Linked DNA regions of Homo sapiens: region 2 is linked to region 1. A link is a contact called in ENCODE Hi-C or POLR2A ChIA-PET data. All regions are on one chromosome and are shown on one strand. The core of a region is the stretch at or near the end of the contact, and the rest is flanking DNA. Distances in the headings are between cores, read along the strand shown.

Evidence for each region. A loop is a pair of places that touch in the nucleus more often than their neighbours do. ChIA-PET counts read pairs that join two places held with the same protein, here RNA polymerase II (POLR2A). Pooled maps may share reads with other maps.
Region 2: a loop to region 1 is called in a pooled map, with 2.9 times the contacts of the local background. The contact joins the promoter of DDRGK1 here to the enhancer-like site in region 1. A Hi-C loop is called at or near these places in 2 of 50 pooled maps. POLR2A ChIA-PET finds 5 or more read pairs at or near these places in 2 of 52 experiments (B cell and HepG2).

The regions. Positions count from the first base shown.
Region 1 is chr20:2,749,673-2,752,958 of GRCh38, forward strand. EBF4 (EBF family member 4) reads left to right here. Exons shown (of 17, transcript NM_001395167.1): 9 at 1-81; 10 at 175-301; 11 at 2,028-2,116; 12 at 2,250-2,315; 13 at 2,414-2,591; 14 at 2,685-2,873. Among named protein-coding and RNA genes, the nearest start is that of CPXM1, 49 kb to the right of the region's middle. RefSeq lists silencers at 635-774, 2,553-2,732 and enhancers at 711-1,391, 1,460-1,971. Within about 2 kb of position 1,826, at least 8 of the 41 ENCODE cell types and tissues checked have a DNase peak (open chromatin) inside an H3K27ac peak, as active enhancers do.
Region 2 is chr20:3,203,432-3,206,717 of GRCh38, forward strand. It overlaps DDRGK1 (DDRGK domain containing 1), which reads right to left and starts at 1,251. Exons shown (of 9, transcript NM_023935.3): 1 at 1,106-1,251. The coding sequence starts at 1,196. It also overlaps a transcript of ITPA not described here. RefSeq lists an enhancer at 943-1,162.

The DNA.
Region 1 (3,286 bases), core at 576-3,075:
GGCGCCACCGTCATTGTCATCGGCGACAACTTCTTCGACGGGTTGCAGGTCGTGTTCGGAAACGTGCTCGTGTGGAGCGAGGTGGGCCAACCCCGCCAGTCTCCCTCTGGGCCTAGGGGCTGGGCCCTCCCCTCGCCGGTGCGGGACCTGCAGGCCTCCCCTCTCCCCTCGCAGCTCATCACGCCCCACGCCATCCGGGTGCAGACGCCCCCGCGGCACATCCCCGGGGTGGTGGAGGTGACCCTCTCCTACAAGTCCAAGCAGTTTTGCAAGGGATGCCCCGGCCGCTTTGTCTACACAGGTAAGGAGTCGGGCGGGGGAGTGGAGGTCTAAGGTGCGCGGAGGGAGCCCCACCCTGCGCACTGGTCTCCGTTCTTGGTGATAGGAGTTAGCCGAGCTCTACGCTGTGGCCACGACCCCTAGACGGCCCCGGGCCCCTTTAACCACCTATGCCTGTGATCGCTCCGCTCGCAGGACCGTCTTTCCCTGGCTCTGTGTGTTTCCCTCCCTGGCCTCTGGCTCCTTAGTCCCTTCCCCGGGGCAAAGTCCCCCCCACAACCAACATTCTTACTCCCTCAGCCATCTCACCTCCTGAACATTGTGTCTCCCGCCCGCACTCTCCAGGGTTTAGAGCCTCTCCAAAGGGATGTTTATTCCAAAGATGCCAATGGGGTCGCTGCTCCCCGAATCTTCTCTGGGTCTCTTGGTTCCCCCACGCTACCCCAGGCCTCACTCTGCATGTACACGCACACACACGTGCGTACATACACACCCCTTGCACGACGCCAGGGCGAGCAGTGAACACACGTGGAGAGGCAGTGTAGAACCCCCCAGCCTGGCTCTATTTGGCCGCTGGCCGAGTCTTCTCCATTTCCATCCTCCCGCCCCGCCCCAGCTGAGCCACCCACTTCTCCTCTCCACCCCACCGCAGTCCCCACCATCGCGCAGCCCCCCGCACCGATGCTCATCGAGCCCTTCGAGGGACACTCGGTAGTGACCCTACTTAGCCTCCCCGGAGCTCCAGTCTAACGCGGAAAGGCTGAGCAGAGAACCGCATGGGGTGGGTGGGGTCACGCGGTCAAGGGGCTGACAATCAAGGAAAACCTTTGGTAGGGAGTGCCTGCTGAGCCCGGCTCAACCGAAACCCGAGGGCTGAGTGGGGAGGTTGACCTGGGGAAGGAAGGGTGGTTGCAGAAGGAATGATAAGGACCGATCCCCAGAAGTGAGTGCTTTCTCTTTGCCGGGAAACTAAAGGAAATCCACTAAGTCAGGATCAGAGGTGAAGGTAGGGCTCTGAGACTGGTGGATTAGGTCGGGGCCAGGCTATCTGAAAAGGGCGGTGCGGGGATCAGGAAAAGGGGAAGGAGGAGGAGAAGGGCGTGGGGAGCTGGGTCAGACGCGCATACACACACACACCCCTTGCACAACGCCAGGGTAAGCAGTGAACACAACACACGTGGAGATGCAATGTAGAATCTGGCCGCTGGCCGGATCTTCTCTACTTCCATCCTCCCGCCCCAGCCCAAGCCACCCACTTCTCCAGTTGCTTCCCTGGGGTGCATGCAAACCTCTAGCCTTCAGATGCTGCAGAGAGTCCACTTGAGCCGTGATAAATGGAGATTGTTAAGTTTTTTCTTTTTTATAATAAACTCCTGATTTGACCAGATGAAAAGAGAAAACTCTCCATCGAGTCCTGCCCTTAGGACTATAACTCATATGTGTATACGGTTTCCCTTTTTTCTAATCACAAATGGGTGCATGTGTGTTCATACCAAGCGCCTAGGGCCGAGGACAGAGGCTGGCTCAGTAAATATTTGTTGAGTAAACAAACGAAAGAACTGAAACTTCCCTGAATCTCGCTGCCGGGGGTGCCTGGAGTTTTCCGGGGGACTTGGGCTGGGCCTGGTGGAGGGGGCTGCAGCGAGGCTCTCGGACTGGGCGCTGGCCTGCTTTTGGCGCCCTGCGTCTCACCCTGGGAGTGGGGGGCTGCGGGGGAGACGTCCTCCAAACGCCGCCCCCTTCCCCAGCTCTGAACGAGCCCACCATTGACTACGGATTCCAGAGGCTACAGAAAGTCATTCCCAGACACCCCGGAGACCCCGAGAGGCTGCCCAAGGTACTCAGAGGGGCGGGGCGGGGCGGGGCTGAGGGTGTCCTGTGGGCAAGGGGGTGAGGAGGGGCTCCCGAGGGCCCCTTGGTCGCCCCCAGGGGCTGCCCCTCCGTCCCGCTGTCTCTCCCCCTGTCCCCAGGAAGTGCTGCTGAAGCGGGCGGCCGACTTGGCAGAAGCCCTGTACGGAGTGCCCGGCAGTAACCAGGTATGGCGCCTCCGCCCTCCCAGCGCCGCCGGGACCGGGGCCCCCCAGCACGCGGCGCCCGCGGCTGCCCCGGCCGTGCCCCGCTCTTGTCTTCGCAGGAGCTGCTCCTGAAGCGCGCGGCGGACGTGGCCGAGGCTCTGTACAGCACCCCCCGCGCACCCGGGCCGCTCGCACCCCTGGCCCCGAGCCACCCACACCCCGCCGTCGTGGGCATCAACGCCTTCAGCAGCCCGCTGGCCATCGCCGTCGGGGACGCCACCCCGGGGCCCGAGCCGGGTGCGTGGGCCGCGCCTCCCCGCCGTCCTCGGGCGCCGCCACCGCCCCTCCCCGGCCGGCACCGCCCCCTGACGGCCGCGCTCTCTCTCGCAGGCTACGCGCGCAGCTGCAGCAGCGCGTCCCCCCGCGGGTTCGCGCCCAGCCCCGGCTCGCAGCAGAGCGGCTACGGCGGCGGCCTCGGAGCTGGCCTGGGCGGCTACGGCGCGCCGGGCGTGGCCGGCCTCGGCGTGCCTGGGTCCCCCAGCTTCCTCAATGGCTCCACCGCCACCTCGCCCTTCGCCAGTGAGTGTCCCCCGCCCGCGAGGGAAGGTCTGGGGCCGGGGAGCGGAACGGGACTCAGCCCCGCCCCCGCCCATCCCGGAGAGGTTGGGGCGCCGGCGCCGTGAGAGTCGACCCTGGCTCAGCCCTCGGGGTCAGGCCCACCGTCCCCGCCTGGGACCTCCCCTGCCGCAGAACCTCAACCCCACCCCTAGGCTGCACATCCCGGGGTCCTGGGGCCAGAGTACTCCGTGCACTTTTAGCCTTCTTTGCCGGTCCGTTATGCACATCGCTTCTAGGCCTCCGGTCCCCCTGAAGTGGGCTCTAATGGGTGGCGGGCGTCCATCTGAAACCTGGGACACCGCCCCCTTCCCATCTCGCGCCCGGACTTGGGGAGGAGGCTGGCGCCGCCTGCCGGAAGCCTAAGGAAACTCAGG
Region 2 (3,286 bases), core at 1-2,500, 450 kb after region 1:
AAATGACAATGCTGCCTATAAGCCCAGCCCGGCCCATGGCAGGAGGAGCGGCAGCCCGGAAGCCTCACCTCCTCTGCTTAGCGGCCTGCTGCCCACAGCACAAGGCCCCGACTTCTCAGTCTGACTGGCAAGGCCTTTTCCACCAGGCCCACAGCTTGGTCCCAGGCGGGGGCTCAGCCCTTCCCTCGGGCCTGTGTGAATACTCCTCTCCCCTCCCGGCTCCACCTTTCCAGCTGGCCTGTCAGGAGGCCCCTATCCTGATGTCCCCAGCTCTCATCGAGTACCCCCTGCAGGAATCCACTGATTTCTCGCCTAACACCACCTGTGGTTTTATCTGGCTCCCCAGCCAGAGAGTACACTTCCCGGCGGTGGCCGAGCCTCCCCCGGGAAGACCTGCTGGATCTCCGCCTTCCCTCAGCGTGTCCCTTCCGCTCCTGGGAGCGCGCAGGTGCTCAGAGGTAGCTTGTGGGCCCAGGGAGCAGGAAAACACATATACAAACCCGCCCGCTGACCAGAAATGGGGGGAAAGAGGGAGGATGGGTGTATCTGTTCTGTGCCCTGGCCAATGACATGGCCTTCTGATCGGGGAGCGGATTGGGGAGGGAGAGTGGGCCCTCTCCTTGGCGGGAAGGGAGAGAGCTTCAGGAATTTCCTGGAGCCGCCTCGCGCTTCTCCAGCTCGTGGGGGACAGGCAGAAAATATTCAGATGCCCCCTTCCTGGCACCTGCTCTGGAGCCAGGCTGGGAGGAATGGAAAACCCCTGCGGCCTCCCTAACAGGTGCAGAGGGAAAGGGCCCCGACGGTGACGGATGGGAGTGTGCGCCGGCCAGGGCCTCAGGCCTTTGGAGGTATGGAGTTCCCGGGGGTGAAGAGAGGGATGAGGCCAGACTCTGGCTTGGAGTCGAGAGAAAGGGGTAGCGGCGCGGCCACCGATTCCAGGTAGGGCACTGCGGAAGCCCCACCCGGCACACGACTAGCGCACGGACGCGCATGCGTCCCGCCCGCCCAGGTGCGCACGCGCAGGAGCCGCGGCGCGACGGTCCACAAAGGCTCAGAAGGCCAGAAAACCCGGTACCACCAACCCTGGTGCAGCGGCATCTCCTACCTGATGCCGCCCGGCCCCGGCTGCGAGTCAGGAAGAGGATAAAGCCGACTAGCAGAGCCGCCGCTACCAAGTACCACACAGGCGCCACCATGACGAGGGCCTCAGTGCAGAACCACTGCGTCCACCCTGAGGCCGGGATCTCATAGGCCCCGCCCCTATTTCCCAATCTAGACTCCGCCCACTACTCGGAGCCCCGCCCAGCGGCACATCACAGAGAGGCTTTAATGTCAGACATTAAAATGAGTTTGGGGGGTGTAAAGAAACCCACAATGTTAAGAGGAAATTATAGCAGACGGTATGTCCAGTAGAAAACATCTATGTATGTTTTTTTTTTTTGAGACGGAGTCTCTGTCGCACAGGCTGGAGTGCGGTGGTGCGATCTCGGCTCACTGCAACCTCCACCTCCCAGGTTCAAGCGATTCTCCTGCCTCAGACTCCCGAGTAGCTGGGATTACAGGCGCCCGCCACCACGCCCGGCTAATTTTTGTATTTTTAGTAGAGATGGGGGTTTCACCGTGTTGGCCAGGCTGGTCTCGAACTCCTGACCTTGTGATCCACCCACCTTGGCCTCCCAAAGTGCTGGGATTACAGGCGTGAGCCACCGCGCCCGGACTATATATGTTTTAAAAATCACTAAACAATCCCACATAGTGTTTATGGAAACAACCGTGGAAAAAGTACGAAAAGAGGCTTGGGACTGATGCACACCAACTTCAGGATAGCGATTACCTCTAGGAGGAGGGAAGCGGGTTGGGGTTTTGCTGTATCTGTGACACTGAATTTCTTTCTTTCTTTCTTTCTTTTGAGGGGAAGGGGAGGGGAGGGGAGGGCAGTACTGGAATTTATTAAGCTTTTTGTATACATGATAACAGAAGTAAAGATTTATTTCAGGAGCCAGGCACAGAGGCTCGTCTGTTAACCCAATACTTTGGGAAGTCTAGGTAGAGGTGAGCCTAGGAGTTCAAGACCAGCCTGGGCAACATGATGAAACCCTGTCTCTACAAAATACAAAAATTAGCCAGGTGTGGTGGCATGCACCTGTGATTCCAGGTACTTGGGAAGATGAGGTGGGAAGATCACCTGAGCCCAGGGAGGTCGAGGCTGCAGTGAGCCATGATCATGCCAGTGCACTCCAGCCTGGGTGATAGAGTGAGACCCTGTCTCAGAAAATAAAAATAAATAAAAATAAATTCAGGACCAATGAACAATGGTGAGAAAGGGATTTGAAAAAATACGGGCCAGATGAGGTGGCTCTCCCCTGTAATCCTAGCACTTTGGGAGGCCGAGGTGGGCGGATCACTTCAGGTCAAGTGTTCAAAACCAGCCTAGCTGACGTGATGAAATCCTGTCTCTACTAAAAATACAAACAATGAGTGGGGCGTGGTGGCACATGCCTGTAATCCCAGCTACTCGGGAGGCTGAGGCAGGAGAATCACTTGAACCCAGGGGGCGGACGTTGCAGTGAGCCAAGATTGCACCACTGCACACCAGCCTGAGCGACAGAGCAAGACTCTGTCTCAAAAAAAAAAAAAAAAGAAAGAAAGAAAGAAAAAGAAAAAGAAAAAATATGGGCTGGGCGAGGTGGCTCACACCTGTAATCCCAGCACTTTGGGAGGCTGAGGTGGGTGGATCACCTGAACTCAGGAGTTTGAGACCAGCCTGACAAACACAGTGAAACCCTGTCTCTACTAAAAATACAAAATTAGCTTGGCGTGGTGGTGGGTGCCTGTAATCCCAGCTACTTGGGAGGCTGAGGCAGGAGAATCTCTCGAAGCCGGGAGGCAGAGGTTGCAGTGAGCCGAGATCACACTATTGCACTCCAGCCTGGGCAACAGAGTGAGACTCAGTCTCAAAAAAAAAAAAAAAAAAAAAAAAGCTGGGCACCGTGGCTCACGCCTACAATCCCAACCAACACTTTGGGAGGTCGAGGTGGGTGGATCACCTGAGGTCGGGAATTTGAGACCAGCCTGACCAACATGGAGAAACCCCATCTCTACTAAAAATACAAAATTAGCCGGGTGTGGTGGCTCATGCCCATAATCCCAGCACTTCGGGAGGCTGAGGCAGGCGGATCACGAGGTCAGGAGATCAAAACCATCCTGGCTAACACGGTGAAACCCCGTCTCTACTAAAAATACAAAAAAATTAGCCAGGCGTGGTGGTGGGCGCCTGTAGTCCCAG